Linked DNA regions of Homo sapiens: region 1 is linked to region 2. Evidence: chromatin loops called from intact Hi-C (ENCODE). Cell type or tissue: HCT116. All regions are shown on one strand. Links, peaks and the distances in the headings refer to the core of each region. The heading gives the core; the rest is flanking DNA.

Evidence for each region. A loop is a pair of places that touch in the nucleus more often than their neighbours do. Peaks named below come from ENCODE experiments on the same cell type or tissue, not always from the same donor. Only the 100,000 strongest peaks of a DNase experiment are listed, where the experiment ranks them.
Region 1: a loop joins it to region 2, with 2.4 times the contacts of the local background. A loop is called at or near these places in 2 of 110 quality-filtered maps.

Annotation. Positions count from the first base shown.
Region 1 is chr3:114,645,398-114,655,002 of GRCh38, forward strand. The region is part of intron 6 of ZBTB20 (zinc finger and BTB domain containing 20); the gene reads right to left. Among named protein-coding and RNA genes, the nearest start is that of MIR4796, 93 kb to the right of the region's middle. In HCT116, for the core only: no CTCF peak of the experiment used is centred there; DNase peaks (open chromatin) are centred at 4,144 and 5,614; H3K4me3 peaks cover 2,013 bases; H3K27ac peaks cover 8,000 bases.
Region 2 is chr3:114,701,813-114,711,417 of GRCh38, forward strand. All of the region lies in intron 5 of ZBTB20 (zinc finger and BTB domain containing 20), which reads right to left. Among named protein-coding and RNA genes, the nearest start is that of MIR4796, 37 kb to the right of the region's middle. In HCT116, for the core only: no CTCF peak of the experiment used is centred there; DNase peaks (open chromatin) are centred at 4,969, 5,592 and 5,790; H3K4me3 peaks cover 1,367 bases; H3K27ac peaks cover 4,624 bases.

The DNA of each region.
Region 1 (9,605 bases), core at 662-8,661, 57 kb before region 2:
GGTGAGGATCTCTCAACCTCACCTCTCACCTTCTTCCCAATCACTCGAAGACTGACTATATCAATTTGTCTTGTTATCCAGAAATTGGCTTTATTTGTTAATTCCAGAGATGCTTCAACTGTAGTTTCAGCCAGCTGTTTCCTTACATCTTTCTGGGTGGCATCAGTTTACAATGCATAGCATTGTTGAGGGTCAAAGTTATTTTATTTTGGTATTACTATTGGATTTTTCCCCCAGTGCCTCAAAGGGGAATGTTGAGTCATGGAGATGTAATGTGACTCCTTAAACTAAGTAGACTTCTAATACAAGTATACTTTTATTATGGAGAAACCAAATTAATTTTATCAATTAAATGAGAATTTATTTACCATTTGCCTTTACCAGATATTTCATTAGACACAATTCTCAGACTTTACACAATTACAAAGAATGTTGTATAAAAACTATCTATAAAGCAGGAGATATTTCATTCTTAGTTTTTTGCCAAACAAATTATGTTGCTTCGAGGAACAGAGGGAAAAGAAACATTGATGAAACACAGCCCTCAACTATGGCATAAAGTCCAAAGCACAGAGAAGGTCAGAAAAGAATAAAGCAGTTTTGCAGAATTATTATGATAGGGAGTACTGATAAAGAAGAGTCAACTTTTTGGCCTTAGTCATTTACTGAGTTCCTTTATTAAAAATAGAGCATAAACATTTTAGAAATAATTTTTTCTCAATCTTTTTTTATAAAACCTCTACAGAAAAAAGAAGCGTTATGTGAAAAGCAGCTAAATGGGAGGAAAGTAGGGGTCTGTGGGTGAAACAGGAGGTTACCATTGCAAACCCTGTCCTTGATGCCCTCACTCAGTAGGACTGGTGGATGGAAGAAGTTTGAAAAACTTTTATGTAGAGATGAAGAAAAGTAGAAGCCCTAGTTTACAGAGAACGAAAGATACATTTTTCTTCTGTGTAGGTAGAGTTTGTATTTGGAGAAGGAGGAGACTCCTTTCTTCTGATGAAAACTCCTTCTTCCAAGAGAAAACTCCATTAGGAAAAATGGAGCAGCAGTGAGTGAGAGAGACCAGGTTTAAGATTTGTTTTGGAGGTTAAATTTGTTGTGGAAGTTGACAGAATGTGGTGAAAGCAAGACACATCATAAAATAAGCCAAAAAAAATCTCTCTCTTCCAGCTCATTGTATATTGGAGAGTTAGTTGACTTTTCTACTGTAAATGTAAAGAAAACAAAAGTTTCATTCATCCTCCTGTAATGATGCCAATCTAATTTGCTATTAAATTTCTATTCAAAAGCCCTATTTTGTTTAGTTACAAGGGATTTGATCCCCTTAAACTTTCCCAGGCAATTTGTATGGAAAGGCGGTTGCTAAGGGTATTCCTAAGGGAACTGGCAAACGTTGGAAGATAAATAACCTCAGTACAATATGCAGATTAAGTAGAAGGGATGGTTTAAGAGTTACCTTTTGAAGGAAAAATAAAAGATTCAGAATTCAGGGCTAGAGTTGCTAGTTAATCACTGATTTGAAGGTACTTAATCAAGGCAGTTTTATTTTATTTTATTTTATTTATTTATTTTTTTTTAGACAGAGTCTTGCTCTGTTGCCCAGGCTGGAGTGCAGTGGCGCGATCTTGGCTAACTGCAAGCTCTGCCTCCCGGGTTCATGCCATTCTCCTGCCTCAGCCTCCCGAGTAGCTGGGACCACAGGCACCTGCCACCACGCCCAGCTAATTTTTTGTATTTTTAGTAGAGACTGGCTTTCATCGTGTTAACCAGGATGGTCTCGATCTCCTGACCTTGTAATCCACCCGCCTTGGCCTCCCAAAATGCTGGGATTACAGGCGTGAGCCACCAAGCCCGGCCAAGGCAGTTTTATACTTCTCAAGAAAGTAGAACTTTCACATTGTTCCTCTTGGGAATAAAGGTAAAATTATCATAGAGAGGAAATTAGAGAGAAATGTTCACCATTTCCTTCCTTATATTCTTCCTTTCTTTCCTCTCTCTATCTCTAGAGCTCTTCCTCAAAGATTCAAATAACCAAAAATATGAAGCCATGGGTGGCAGCTTGGAGTTCTCAAAAGTCCAAAGTGAGGTTAGCTTCTGACCAAAACTTTTGGCAATTTCCTTAGGTTGAGTGAAAGAAGCAATGTGAAAAAGCATGAGTTTAGAGTCAGTCAGCCATCAATTTAAAATCAAACTCCACTATTTATTATTGGTGTGATCTTGAATACATTAGCCAACCTCTTTATAGTCCAGTCATTTCTAAAGAGGTGATTATCTATGAAACCTGTATTACATATACAATGTGTAAGTACTCAGTAAATACTCAGTACTTCTCTAGTATCTCTCTAATTGGATTTGGCTAGTAATCATGACAATTGTGGGAGAGAAAAAAAAAGATATGTAATCCTGAGGGCACTCAGTCTCTGTAACAATCACTTGATAAATAATCAGGTGATACTTCGTTGACATCTCTTTAATCTTCCAATTGAGAAAACATTAGGAGTAGAAGAAAAATGATTAATCTCCAACTTCTGTCATTGGAAAATAACTAAAGATCAGAACTATAAGAAACATAAAACTTTTCTAGATTATTAAAGTTAACCTTTTAGACATTTTCCACAATCACATGGTATGCAAATTTTAACTAAATTATTTTACATTAAATGTATTTTGTGCTATGTTTTGACTAGTTGATTTTACTGTAGTATAGAATGTATTATGACATTCCATTATCCTCTTATTACTCATCAATAAAAAATTTATTGAGAAAACAATTAATTATAATTAATATTTATTATTCATTACTAGTAGGCATTGTAGTAATTACACTATTATTGGTATTTTAAATATCATTAATAGCTATAAACATGTTATACATAATAATAATAGAAACCATTTGTGGAGTGCTTACTGTGTAATACATTTTGCTAAGCATTTTATATACATTCTTAAAATTAATAATTTCAAAGATTTAATGAGCTAAGTGTCACCAGATAAACGAGAAGACATAATAATCTTTATTTATTAAAGGAAAACTTGCCATATCCACACAATCTTCCAAAGCACTGATAGAACAGAATGATGGCATGATGGCATCTTAAATTTAGAAAGTGTCATTCATAAAAGTGTACTGTTAACTACTAATTTGTGCTATCTGCAATAATAATATTATATTACACAAGATGGAAAGGCTACCCCCTAAAAGATAGCATTTGATAAATTGTACATAAAAATCTAGAAGAATAAGAGTATAACAGAGGAGTGAAATTTGATCTGAAATACAGAGAAAATTAAGAAAAACAAAACATGTTAGCCCTACTGGAATTTGTCTCAATGTATTTCAAGGTTCAAAGTATAGCAGAGGAAGATCATTGACACTGTCAGAGGATTATCATTAAATTTCAACCCAAAGGCAACTAACTCAAACTATGCAGATATGGAAAGTAGTGTTTCCTAAAATGAAACTAAGGCAAATATTATTTATTCTAGCTTCTACTCTTTTGACTAATCAGCTGACCCAGAAATTAAATATTTAAAGGCTTAAAAATAATATAGTTTTAAGAAGTTGACCTATACGTTACTAAATAAAATGATCCTCGTTGTATTTGAAGTAGCTCACCATTTAAAAATTTAATCTATGTCCACCCATTTTCTTTCTTCCCAAATAATACAATGATTTAATTACCCCACAGTTTAATTTGACAGAGGAGCCAAAAAGATACACTATTCCTTCATTGTTAACTTTAAGGAGAAAAATACACTATAAACTATATTAGAAATCTTATTTTTTGGGTGTCCACCACAATGTTTTCACTACAAAATCCCTTGCTGCCTGAATACAAAATGTTACCATTCAATCAGATGAGTCTCCATGAAGTTAGAAACATTCAAGTGAAACTCATAAAATAAAGAAGATATACTCTAAAAATTCCAGTTCTTGAGAAGCTGTTTACACACAAAAGGGCTATTAAAAGTGAAAGGGTAAGTAGAAAATCTTCTGGGCTCATTTAATAAAAGAATGTAGAGTTCCATGGGATTCTTTTCTAAAGAAACCACTAACAATGTTGCAGATCTACAAATCCTAAAAGAGTGCATAATGGACTCAAGTCTCTGCTTTGTGACTCATGGGTGTACTTCATCAGGATGTACTTCCTCTTTTAGGGGGTCATATAGGTGAATAAGCTGACAACACCTTCAGAGAGAGAAATTCCACATGTGTCATAGGAATAGAATTTATTTGATCTCAAGCTTTCTATATATAGAAAAAAAACAAATTCTAATCCAAACTTTAATGAATTCAGTATTGTTGTTGTTGGTTTGCCTCTAGAATGTCTCTTTTGACCAAGTCACATTCCTTTAAATTTACACTAGGTAAATTATATATTTTCCAAATCTTTTATAAAAGCATAAGCTAAATGAGATAACATTAAAAGGCTGATTGGAGATTTCCCTTTAAAAGCAGTCATAAGAACAACAGCAATAATAATATAACAACAATATACACTACATTTTGGGCACCATGCTTTGAATTTATATACACTAATATTATTAAGGCAATCTGTGCTTTTGAGAAGCTACTCCAGACTAGGCACTACACAAACTCTGCCACACACAAGAGAGAAACAATTTCAATTACAAAGAGAGCTAGAAAATAAAATGGATAAGAGTATCATGAAAGATTTTTTGTAAAACTGAATAGATCCTTTCATGTTTCTCAGTTTTAATCTCTCCAAATATCCCTATTGTCTGCTTTTTAAAAGAAAAAACACTGTAAAAATTCTGAAAAAATTATTCACAAAGAAAACTTCCACTCGTTTATATAAAGCATTATTATTAACTTCATAACATGCATAATATCATCTATTTCTGAAAGACCATTGAAAAGTAGCCATAAAAACTTAAAAAATTGAAAATAATCTTTAGAGATCAACAGGCCAGGAAGAGTTCTAAGAATATGCATTGGCCTTTACTAACCATTTTCAATGCCATGCACTTTTGTCTGTCAATACTTTCTCCTGTTATTTTTAATATCCCTAGATTAAGAAATATTAACATCTATTTACAAAAAAATATTCTAACAGTTTCCCCCACAAAAGCATATTCCCATGAAGATCAAGAAAACAAAAAACATAGCAGGGAGTCAGTATTCTGACAGCCTTTTAGTCTTCTTCATCTTCTTCCTACTATTATTATTAGACCTACTGCCTATTACCAGTAGGCTTTTTAAAGGTCTTGGACATAAATATCAGTTGTTAAGTTGCTATTTTCATGGTCATTTAAAATTATTTCAACCATAAATGCTTTTAATTTCCTGAATATCTTAAAGCTGTCTAAGTATAAATATTCTCCCATTATATTCCTCTGTGCTAACACAATAATCTAGTTGGAGTCAAGTTTCATGAAAATAAGAAAATTGGTACATTATAACATTTTAAACACTGAAAAATAAACGTGATAGCTGTAGGATGTAAAGTGTAGTCAGGCCTGTAGAACTTCGGATGCATCATTTTACAATATCATTTATCATTTTGATAAAACTGAGGTCAAGTTTCTAAAAATACAACTTGTTAAAAGCAGGAATAAATGAATGAGAGATGAGTCAGCTCGTTTGATGGAAAGGGTTTAAAAAATACTTCAAAAGCATACCACATGACTTGGTAAATATTCAGTGTATCAAAATGTAGTTGCCATCTGGCATTGATAGACTGGGCTAGAATATGTGTTTAAAAAGAACAAGAAAGGAAATAACTCAGCCAGGTTAATGTGCACTTGTCTACATTTCATAATTCAGGTATTAAGTGCTTTAATAAATATTCACTATGAAAGAAAGGCTGCATTACAATCAGACTTGGGCAGTATTTGTTGGGGACAGCTAGAAAGAAATGAAAGAAGACAAGACCTGATGGCACTTAAGAAAGCTAAAAACAACAATAAAAAAGTGGTTTAGGTAAACAGAATTCTCAATCATATGTAATATTGCCAGAACACTAGTATCACAGTTAAATGCAGGGAAGTGGTAAGCTTATATTTGAAAATAAACTGAAATCTTGCTTATTTTCAGCTTTGAATATTTTAATTATTCTTTTCTTTGGCTTTGACAATTTAAAAGTATAGAGAAATCCAGGGAATAAGTAAAACCCTTGGTTGGATAGTAAAAAAAAAAAAAAAAAAAAAAGGAAAAACGAAAAAGTCCTGACATTCTTTGAAGTTTTAAACCTAGAGTTTGATATTAACTTTGCAATATGCAACAAAACAAAAAGTAAATTTGAAGGACTCCTCTTTTCTCCCTCTTGCTCAAGAAATAAAATATATTTAGAAAGCAGTATCATTCACAAAAGAGAAAAGTGAACACGAGCAGTGAACACTTGCCCAAGCGTTCGACTGTCCAAGGCTGTATCTGGGCTTGTTAATTAGATATTTCTGTCTTTAACCTTGAACATTCTCCAGATTTCCAAATCTTGACAATTTACATTCTACCACATCTCTTGGAATCAGAGCAATAGGCAGAAGAGAAAAGTTTTAAAACAGCTTTGAAGGTTAATTAGGACAGGGACCAGGGTAGCCATTAGGAAAATAGATGAAGCACTTCAGGTGAGAGTTGATTAGGGTCAACATGAAATTTTTCAGAGTTGAGGTATAATTTATATTCAGCAAAATTCATGGACTTCAAAATGTACACAGAATGAGTTTTGATTTTGATAAATTTATACACCTATGTATAAATATGTATATATAAAAATGTATATATTTACCACCATAACAGAGACATAGAAAGTTCCTTTGTGCCCCCTTCCAGTTAATTTCTATCTCCCATAAACAACCAGCATTCTGATTTTTATCACGATAGAATAGTTTCGCCTTCACATAACTTATGTATACTCTTGTGTCCTGGCTCTTCTGCATACCATGTTTCTGGAATTCATCTACATTGTTGTATCATACTCTGTTTTGTTTTATTTGCTTGTTAGTATTTCATTATATGAATATACCACAATTTGTATATCCACTTTCCACATTTGGGTGCTTCCAGTTTTAGGCAATTACAAATAAAGTCAGTATAAACTTGCCTGTACAAATCTTTTTGAGGGCATTATTTTCATTATTTTTTGGTAAATAACTAGGAATGTAATTACCAAACAATATGGTAGGCATATGCTTAACCTTAGAAGATACTGATCCAATGTTCCAAAGTAGAACTATATATTTACAGAAAGTCTTGAAATTAGGTAATGTGAGTCTTTCAACTTTATTCTTTTTCTAAGTTTTCTGCAATCTCATATACATTTTAAAATAAATTTGACAATTTATCTTAATGTTAGAAAAACAAGATGTTGATATTTTGATGGTGATTGCATTGAATCTACAGATAATTTGGGGAAAAATGACACTTTAGAAATACTGAGTATTCATCTATAAATAACGGATTTTTCTCTAAGGCCTTTTAAAATTTTGAGTGGGGAATCTTACATTCTTTTGTTAAACTTTTATTTAAATGTCTTATATTTATAGGCTACTGTAAATTGATTTTAAAACTTCATTTTCAAATTATTTGCCGGTACTACATAAATGCAATCAATTTTTGTATATTGATCTTGTGACCTTCCTAAATGCACTGTTAGCTCTATTAGTTGTTTTGTATATCCCCTAAGAGTTTCTAATGTAAACAATCATGGTATTTGTGAATAAACACAATGTTACTTCTTCCTTTCCTATGCTTATACCTTTAATTTATTTTACTCGTCTTATTGCTCTGGCTAGGATCTTTAGAACAACGCTGAACAGAAGTAGTAAGAATATATATCTTTGCCTTCTACTATATCCCAGGAGGAAAGCATTCAGATTTTATCATTAAGGACGGTATTAATTATATGTTTTCATAGAGGCCCTTCATCAGATTGAGGAAGTTTCAATCTGTTCTAATTTTCTGAGAGTTTTCACTGTGAATGACTGTCAAATTTTTTCAATTGCTTTTTCTGCATCTATTGAGATCATATTTTTCTTCTTTATTAGGATGCATTTACAGTGATTTATTTTCAAACGTTAAACTAAAGTTGCTTTTCTGAGATAAATCCTACTTGATCATGAGGTATTATACTTTTTACTTTTTATTGTTGAAGTTTGTTTGCTAATATTTTGTTAAAGATTATTGTGCCTAGAACCATGAGGAATATTGGCCTATACTTTTATTTTCCTGTAATATCTGTCAGGTTTTGCTGTTGGGATTATGCCTGTCTCATAAATCAGGAAGTGTTTTGTTTTTACCTCCTATGTTTTCTGAAAGAGTCCGTGTAGGATTAATATTATTTCCTCCTTAAATGTTATATAGAATTCTCCAGGGAAACTATCTAAACCTGAAGTTCTTTTTTTAGGAATGCTTTTGACGACAAATTCAATTTCTTTAATCAATAAAGGAATATTTTGATTTCTTTGGTTTACTATGCCAGTTTTGTTAATATGTTTTTAAATAAATTTACCTATTTTATCAAAGTTGTTGAAATTATTGACATGAAGTTTTCATAATATTCCCTTGTTATCCTTTAATATTGTTATGATATGTAATGATAATCTCTCATTACTGATATTCATAATTTGTATCATCTCTTTTTTCTTGAACTTTTCTGTTATAGCTTATAAATTCTGTTAATCTTTTCAAATATTCATGTTTTGCTTTCATTAATCTTCTTTGTAGTTTGTTTTTATTTCACAGTTTTCTGCCTTTGTTATTTGTTTTCTTTTTTTACTGCTTTTGGGTTTAAAATGATTATACTTTCCCACTTTCTTAAAGTGGAAACCTACGCTATTGATCTTAAACCTTTCTTCTTCCTTCTAATTTAGGATTAAAAGCTCAAAATTTCTGCTAAGCTTCTCTCTGGCTCATATTATAAATGTCAATATATTGTATTTTCATTTAATCAGTTTCATAAATTTCAATATACTGCATAACTTAATTTAATTATTTTAAAATTTCATGACTTTCAACCATGAGGTATTAAGTTTGTTGTGTAGTTTCCAACTGGTCTTTTCTAGATATTTTATTGTTTTCTTTTTTTATTTCTAATTTAATTAATTATAAACAAGAAGCATATTTTGTAGTATCTCAATCTTTTGAAAATGTTTGAAACTCATTTGATGAACCAGATTAGGGTCTACTTTAATAAATAAAGTAGAACATACATACAGGACTCTATTCCTGTATGTTTTAAATATGTTTTAAAGAACACATATTCTCCAGGTGGGAATAGAACACATTCTCCAAGTGGGAATAGTGTTCTGTAAACATCAAACAGGTCAAGGCAGTTGATGGTGTTTTTAATTTCTTGTGTATTCTTACTGATTTTCTGCCTATTTGTTCTATCAAGTTCTAGAACAAGAATGTTAAAATCTCCAATTGTTATTGTAGATTTTACTATTTCTCTCTAGTTTTCTGTCAGTTTGTGTCTACATGTTTATGACTTATGCATTCATGATAATTTCACACATATGATTAGGAAATATCCCTCCTTATCTCTAATAGTACTCCTTGGCATAAAGTCTATTCTTTGTAATATTAATATTCCAACCTAGCTTTCTCATGCTTATTGTTTGCATTGTATATATCTTTCTAT
Region 2 (9,605 bases), core at 756-8,755:
AAGGGTAAATGACTCCTAAAAAGAGATTCTTGCTTTGCTCTTGGCTCTGATAAATCCCTGTTTATTCATATGCAAATATCCAAATGCATATTTGGAAAATGTTTTGTCTTAGATAAGAAAATGCACAATCTCCTAGAAACCTTTAAATGAGACCAGACATTTGAATGTTTACAAAAATTCCTTTGAAGATTTATATTAGGAGAAAGTTTTAAAACATAATGCATAAAAAAAAATCAGATGATTGGCTAGGCATGGTGACTATCGTCACCATGGGAGTCGCTTTGGGAGGCTGAGGTGGGTGCATGGCTTGAGCCCAGGAGTTTGAGACCAGCCTAGACAACATGGTGGAACCCCATCTCTACAAAACACAGTGAAAAAAAAATTAGCAGGCATGGTGGCACGTGCCTATAGTCCCAGCTACTCTGGAGGCTGAGGCTGAGGCTGAGGATTGATTGAGCCCAGGAGACCGAGGCTGCAGTGAGCCATGATCGTGCTACTGCACTCCAGTCTGAGCGAGAGAACGAGACCCTGTCTCAAACCCTCCACCCCCAAAAATCAGATGATTAATACAACATTAACATTTCAATCTGGATGTGTGTGTTTGTGTGTGTGTGTCTATGTGCATATAAACCTATAAATATACACATACACAGATGAATTTTTTTGTCTTTGTCAAAATTTCTGGTAATTATTATAAAGTATTTGACAAAAGCTAAACAGTAAATATGTTACACCAGGAGAAAAGGAAACAAAGAACAAGAAAAGAGGAGTATGTGTATGTACATACTTCCCTCAGAAATCTAATCCTAAAACATTTTTTAAGCTAAATGGGACATAGTGCTTTAGTCTAAATTGTGTGTGTGTGTGTGTGTGTGTGTATGTAAAGATAAAGGACTTTTACTATGTTATTTTGGCAAGTGATTATTTTTCTAAAATCTTTGCTGAATCGTTTTATGTAGATATACTATAATACTCTTGAATAAATAAATACTTGTTCAAGTTAACCTTAGAGCTCATCAGGTAAATAACAGAATTTAAAAAAGAATCTGTAGTCTGAAACACTGTAGAGTATGCCAACTTTACACATTACATTAAGTATTCGTTCAAAATAATTTATAAATTGAAAAGTATACTCCATTTTATTCAAACAATGCAATTTTTTAAATGAATCTTACACAAATTTGTGTGTGTGTGTGTGTGTTAGAGAGAGTGTGTGTGTGATCCTCAAGACCACTGAGTCATTCTTTAAAAATATTTTAAAATCATAATTTGGTGAAGAACTTAACAACAAAGTAACTGAAGCCAGATTTGAGAGAAGAAGAATGAACAGTTCTTCAGGAAGCACCAATTCATTCCTTAACATTCAATAAGTCTTTATTGCTTCGCCCTTCCCTCCTTTTTTTCCTCTAGTCTAAACTCTGATTTGGAGCAGAAGTTAGGAGGAACACGTATTCTGGTCCCTCTTCTCTCATCCCTGTAAGGAAAAGCAATGGTAGACTAATGACAGAAAAAGCAATTGCAACAACTTTGGCAGTTTTGTGGTACTGGGAAAAAGCAGGCTTTGTATTTGTACATTTCAAGGAATTTCTTCAAATTTTAGCTTCTTTGAATGTTCCTACAACAAGCTGAAGGGGAGATAAGATCTGCTAGGGAAATAGATGAGGTTTAGAGAGGGAAAATGGAGGGACTACTTTTTTTTTATTCAAATAGCATTCAAACACATGAGCAAGATATAACTTGCAACATTAAAAAGTAAATTAGCTAGCTAAAAATAACTCACAATACCCTTCTCACTAAAACAAAATAAAATAAAGCAAAAACTCACAACCAATTATTTTGACTGGTAAAAACAGACAGTGATATGAAAGTAACAGATGGAAGCCCAGTTTTACTCACACAACACACTCACTAAAGACAATTGCAAGTGTCCCCATGACAATAACTTAACAATGGTCACTTTAGCCTGAGATATCTCCTTTAGGTGAGTTTCCTTAAAGACTTCAGAGGGGCTTGTAGAAAATACTGTAGAACGAAACCAACTCATTTGTCTATATGTAGAAATAGGCAAGAGTTGCAAATCACAGCCTGTGGACGAAAGGGATCCAGGTGTCACATTTGCCAAATCTTTTTGCAAGACTGGAATAGATATTCTTTTCTTATTTATTTTTTGTTGTATGGCAGTATTTTTAGGAGTGGTGACATTTCTGTACTTTTAAAAACACAACACTACACAGCACCTAAAAACTTTCCTAAATCAAATAATTAACAGTAATAAATCTTCCTGCTAATTTCTCCTCAAAGTTGAAAGAAAGGTTATTTTCTTACCTCACACTGAGCCTTCTGATATGACAGTGTCATTCAGTCAATAATTTCAATGTCAGTTACTGATTTCTAACTCTTTTATTACAAAGACTTCAAGCAATAATGAAATGGTGCTGATCTGCTTGCTTTCACTCTATATAACGTCTATATTTATATGCTTATGCTTCTATTTGGATCTATATTTATCTGCTTTATCTGCCTACAGTGCATCTGTTTCTCATACACACAGACATATATTTATATATATACACACATACTGTATATATATATATAGGTTATATATAAACACACATACCCACAAAAATGTATGAATGTATGCTAGTGAGCTTACTTCAACAACCATGCAGGTGCATAAATATTCAGGCACATGACAAATATACAAAGAACATAAATGAACATGTAAACATAGTTACACAGGAAAAAGAATATCTTAACAACAGCCCTGTCTGCCATACTTGGCTGTTGGCCTTTGAGACTTATACACTGTTGAATGATATGTCATAGACTACTCTGAGAAGCAGAAAAATCTTCTGAAGGCAAAAGTATATGACTAAATCAAGATAATGAATTCTAACTCTCTCATTTTCGCAATGAGGAGTCTGAGATACTAAGGTGAACAGCAAAGATTTTACAGCTTTCTGGAGGCAGAGCTGGAAGTTTTACCCAAGTCTCTGCCTGCTAGACAAATGCTCTTTCTACTACTATGCTGAATTGAAAGGATGAAAACAATTTTTTCAAACCCAATATCATTATTTTCTAATTGCCACTCTTTCCCATTTTTCCCTTTTCTTGCTGTGTGAAATGTAAACAAACAACATTCACTCAGGGTCAGGCACTGTTCTAAATATTCTATATGTACTATACCATTTAATCTGTAAAATATCTCTATATAGTAGGTATTATTATTCAAAATCTTAGTTTAGTGAATTAAATAACTCACTCAAAGCTACACAGCTAGTAAGGAAAAGGGCTGAGCTCCCATAATACTCAAGACCCATGTTTTTCTCACTTAACTATGATGCCTTCCCTAATACATATTTGTATATAATACTAACCCTTCCCTCACCACCACAGCCTGATAGTCTTAGAAATCTAATATTTGATCTGTTTCAGAACACATAACAAGTTTAAAGGTTCTCTCAGCCTGAGGAAAAAAAATAAAGGGAAGTAGAGCAGGTATAAGTTACATCCCTAGTATGCAGCACATGCCCTATACTAGAGAACTGAAATATGCAAAATTCCCCCCCAAAATTACTCCAATGATAGTGTGATGTGATTTAAAGCCTTAATAACTTCCAGTCTATGAACATTTTATGTCTTTTGCAAAGGATTATGGCAAACTGATAATATAGAATCAGATTGGAAATAAGACCACAAGAAGGCAAAGGGAAAATAGCAAAAGGAAGAAAGACCCACACCCACTTCTTCTTCCTCTCTTGGCACAACACTTCCAAAAACAAACACCCATTAAAAACAACAAACCCAGTATCAAAATTTGGTATTTTTTTCCCCACTCAAGTGTTAGAGACAAATTCAGAAAAGAAACTAAGTCTACGTATGGTAGGTAGTTTTATACAAATCTCTTCAGATAGTAACCAGTTGTGAGCCATCCGAACACGGAGGAATTTTACACTTTGGCCAGCTAACCCAGAACCCAGCACTGGGAGATGTCATGTGGATTTGTGAAACTCCCTGGGGCATACTGCATCCATAAGCCAAAGAACAGAAATTATACTGATCCATACATGCAGCTCTTCATCTGTGCCATATTGATAATTACTCTTCATTTGTGAATTAAATCCTAGTTATAAAAACAACTTTCAGACATTTGTCACAAATGGCACATTTTACTTAACTCTTTCATAACACCATCTAGCCACGGTCTATAGGAAATGGGAGCTACCATACTCCCATATAGGTCATGATATTATAGGAAGAATATGATGTAGAGAAAGAGAGAGAGAGAGAGAGACAGACTTGAGTTTGAATCCCAGGTTTTCCATTTATTAACAATAAAGCTGTAGGCACATCACTTAAATGATTCTGAAACCTCATTTTCATCACCTGTGGAATAAAGAATAAAACCACCTATTTTGCAGGAACGTTGTGAAGATTAGAGACATCCCAGCACAAAGACCCCCTCATAAAAGGGGGCATTAAATATTAATTATTGTATATTTAAGAAGTCTATTTGTGTGTGACTTTCTCTTGTATTAATGATACATAAATCTGCTGGGAGTAACAGAAGATGTGAGGTACTTTTTATGCTTTTTTAATCAAAGACAAACTTTTTGGTGATCACATGTGTTCCATGTAAAAGTGGAAATAAAAGCATATCACAGTGTAACATTTTCAGTGGACGATTTTAAAGCACTTAATAACCCTTGACTTTTTGTGATTGCTGGCACTCTCATTTAACAGTTGGGCAAAATGGGGTTCAGAGATACATCCTCCAAATCAGTAATAATAATAAAGAAATCACCAGCAGGGGTTAGTAGAAAGTCTGTTTTTAACATCTAAATCCCACAGTGTCCAGCTAAGGAATAACTGCTGCAAGGTCACAGATACAAAAGGCCACACTTTCCCCAAAGCTCTTTGAGATTATTCACTGAGGCCAAAACATTAGGTAATGCTGTGTACATCTGCTGAGATAACAAGGGTGAGTCAGGGTTAGGTCACGGTTTCAGGTTAGAGGGGTGGGGTGAAGAGTGGCTTTCAGATCAAATGACGAGAGTAGTTTAATTTAAGCAAAGAACAAACCATACAGTATTTTAAGTAAGAGGGGAAAAAAAGGGGGTGCAACTACAGCCAAGAGAAGGTGGGTGGGAATATAGACCCTGTGGGGGTCAAATGGGTAACTGTGGCTCAAAGAGGAAACCCACCCACATTCACACACACTGAAAAGCGAACAAAAAGCCCAGGGTGCAGCATAAATCCTGCTATCCCAATAACACACACAGATGTTCCACCATTGTTTTCTTTTATGCACATTTTAATTAAGAGATCAGAATCAAGCATTAAAATGTTATTAAATGGCTTGTTTACATTTTTGCTATATGTCATTTATAATGCATTTTCTAAATGTGTGTATATCTATTCGGAAGGACTATTTGGAATTTTTACATCAGTGCTACAATTGTCCCACTAACTCACAGTCATTTTTGCTAACCAAATATGTGTCAGAAATCCTTTTCAGTTTAAGCAACTGGACAGGAGCTCTCACTCTTTAATTCTCAGTCAAGCAATTCCCTACCCCCAATCACACCTCCTTTAAGCATGACAAAGTCCACCACAGTACTTCAAGACAATAGGAAGGCCCAGGTACACTGGCAACCTTTCTGATTTTTCACAAGAGTCCCAGTTTCAAATATTCTCCCATTGTGCTCACAAGAAAATAGTCTTCATATACATGCCCGACCCTTTCCCTAGAACAGTTTTGAAAATGTCGGGAACTCAAAGCTACCACATGAAGGACCCTGACCTATGAGTGTCCCCTGGAGGGGACACAGTGGAAGAAGCGGGAACTAGTAGATTTTTTTTTCCTCCCCACAATCCATCTTCTATTTGCAGTCTACAACTTATCCCTATTTGCCTGGGCAGGAATTTGAGTTCTCTATATTATTCTGGAGTTAAAACAGGTATGCCTTTCCCGTCTCTCAGATTCCACAGATATCATGACTGATGCACACAATCCACCTGCATATGTGGATCACAAGTATCCTGTAGTCTGCTGGCACCATATAACTTAATTACTTTTAACCACAGGGCATTGTCCTAGAAGCCCACTATTTATATTGTACCTTATCAATCATGGTACTTGGAATTGCAAAGTCTCAGAAAGCAGGAATCATATCTCCTCCACGTTCAGTTCAATGCCTAATGCATTGTGAGTGTTCAGTTAGGACAAGCAAGAGAGGTAAGGTTTTTTCTTTCTTTTTGTTATTTGTTTGTTATCCAGGATAAGCAGAATGCTTGTACAGAACATGCATAAGAAAGAAACGCAATCTAATCTCACTGTCAATTTATATTCTGTAAACTGTCTCATTTGCAGCATAAATGACTACAAAAATGTTTTGGTTACTCTAAGTGTTAACCTTAAGGTAAGAGTTAAATTAAGTCTGCTATAACTGGTGGACCAGAAAGGACTCAGAGAAAAGCAACAGCATGGCTTTGAATCAAATCACTTTTGGAAGAAAACTTTAAGATGTTACCACCGAAAAAATAAAACTGGCAAAATGCTCTGGAGGGCATCTTAGCAATATGCATCAAAAATTTAAAAAATATATGAAGACTGTTGACCCAGAAATCTCACCTCTAGGAATGTATCTAAAGGAATTACTCAAAGATCTACACAAAGATTTAGAAGCAAGAATGTTTACCATGGCATTATTTATAATTGTGAAAGACTGGTAACCTTGTCTGACAATAGAGAGTTGATTAAATAAATGACAGTACATTCCTAGACTTAAATACTATGCAGTTTAAGAAATCATATTTTAGATACCACTTAATTACATGAAGAAATGTTTTTGGAATACTGTTAAGTGAAAAGGCATATAACCAACAATATATGTACAGGAAAATATATTGTTTAAGTAAATATTGCTAAGTTAAATATTGTTAACTTAAATATTGTTTAAGAAGTGATAGTTGTGTACACACAAAGTGCAAAAAGACCAGAAAACACTAGAAGTGCTTGTTTCTGGGTAGAGAAATTATAAATAATTTTTGTTTATTTGAACTTTTCCATAATAAAAGCACATTTATTTCATAGTAAAATATTACTTAAAATATTCATCTATACCAACCTTCCTTCTCTAAAGGCCTAAAAGTGACCCTCTGTAGGCACTCTTTTGTCTCTAGAAGTCTTCCTTCTCCTGTTTTTATAGATGTATGTGTTGCATTCTAAAATCTTAAGTATTTGGGACTATGTAGTTATAAAAGATACCCTACCAATTAAACAAATAAAAAATCTTATTAAATCTGTGGTTTTAATCTTAGGTTCCTGCTTAGAAAAAATACCAATTTCTCTTTAAGTCCTATATTTTGCTTTCAATTCAGCCTCCATAGTATTAATTAGTTATATTATTTAGGCCTGCAGCAGAACAGTTTCATAGTTCTTCTCATTCTCACAGTTCTTTGTAAGAGACACCACCCCTCTCATGGTTCTTACTCACCCCTACACCCACAATTGACCATAGGTAATTGTGCAAGAGACCACAAATAGAAAGAAAATGAAGGAAGCCTTAAAAGGCCAAGGTAGTTCCAAGTTATAAAACAGAGAAAGGCTGAAAATTTAGGCAGAGATGTGGAGAAAATCCGAGCCATGACACTTAAGAATGAACTGGAGTAAAGATCCATGAGCACCTGGTGCAGGGAGAGACAACTCTACCTATCAATCCAGTACATGCTACTCACACAGGACTATTAATTCTAGTAAATAACCACAGCTTTAGGAGGGGCAAATGTTCTGGAATAGGCTGCCTGTTGAAAATACAAGTGCTAGGGCCTTTCCATAACCTATAATCAGGACTTCCAGAAGTAATATCCAGGCATCTTCATTGAAAGCTCCAAATGTGATTCTGAATTATACTAGAGGTGAGAACCAATGGGCTACTGGGGAAGTTCAAATCCCTTAGCTCTAGCCAACTTTTATAAATTCATCTCCCTTAACTTCACAAACATATACACTCTGCTGATGCTAGACCGGTGTCCTTGTTCTCCATCCTTGCTCCGTCATAAAGAGAAAGCTAGTTTATGTCTTTGTACAATCTACTTATGACTTTATATCTTGAATGCCCTGACTGCTCCTTACTACCTGTTTAAATCTTCACTAATTCCAACAATGGGTTAGAGTTTCACCTTCCTATGAATTCACATTGATTTTTCCTACACATTAAACTACAGAATCTGTGTCTTCCCCTATTTCTACTCTTACATCAATATGAAACAATAATTTGTTTGTCTTACAACTCAATATGATCATAAACCATATGTGCCCTTAGAAAGTGTTCACATGGTTTTGTTGGTACCTCTTTGCAATGTATATCAGGGAATTTTAAAAAATAGCAGACTGAATTGAGACCAGTACTTGCATGTTCATCATCATATAATATGGGACATGTATATTTACCTCCAAACATTCTCAGAGTTCATTCTTCGTACCCTGTAGGCTTATGCTGTAAAGAAAATACATATGCAGAAATAAAAACAGAGTTTGAATCTCCAGTCCTAATCCTTCCTCTGAACTCCTGTCTCATGTATCCAACTGCCTACTACATCTCTTTATTTGGAAAAGAATTTCAAATTCAACATTCTCCAATACTAACTCATAATCATCTCTTTCCCAAATCTGCTCATTTCTCCATATCCCCTATAGCTCCCAACTCCATGGGATATTGCCATTTATCCAGTGGCTGGGGTGAAATGCCTGAAATTCATCACACCTGATGTCTCTCTCATGTAAAACCACATTGAGACCCTCAGCAACTTTTGTCAGCCCTACCTTCAAGTTATGCAGAGTTGAACCACTTTTCATCCCCTCCCCACTGCCATTGCCCTTTGCATAACTGGGCTACTATGATAACTACTACATGCTCTTCCTGTATCACCCTGACCCTGTAGACTGTTCTCCACAGTGTAGCCCTGGAACTCTTTTAATATGTAAATGAGATCATACATGCTTAAAAAAATCCTCTATAGCTTTCTGTCAGTCTTTATCATGGCCTGTGTGAGCTGGTCCCTACTTATCTACATGATCATTCTTACTTTGGTCCACTTGAGCCACACATTTCTTCTTGCTCTTCCTGGAAAATTTCAAGTTGTTCCTACTCCAAAGTCTTTACAATATCCATCCCCTTTCCCTAAAATGTTCTTCCTGCTGGTCACCACATGCTTAGGTTCTTCTAATAATTTAAATATTTGCTCAAATATCTTCCACTCGGTGAGACCTTTCCTACTTACCCTATTTCAAATAGCACTTTCTAAATTATATATCCCTATTTTCTACCTCCTTATTATGCATTATTTTCTTCCTAGATCTGATCATTATTTAAAATGATTTTTTTTTGTTTACATAATTATTGGCTGTCTCTCCTTCCACTATAAAATAAGTTTCATAGGAAACTTTGTTTAATTTCTCACTATATTCCCAGTAATTAGAACAATGTCTGAAACATTATAGGTACTTGATAGCTATTAAATGACTGAATGAATAAGTAGATGAATAAAGTGTTCCAGTACTTATAAATCTCATCCCAGTCACATAAACTTTAAATAGGAAA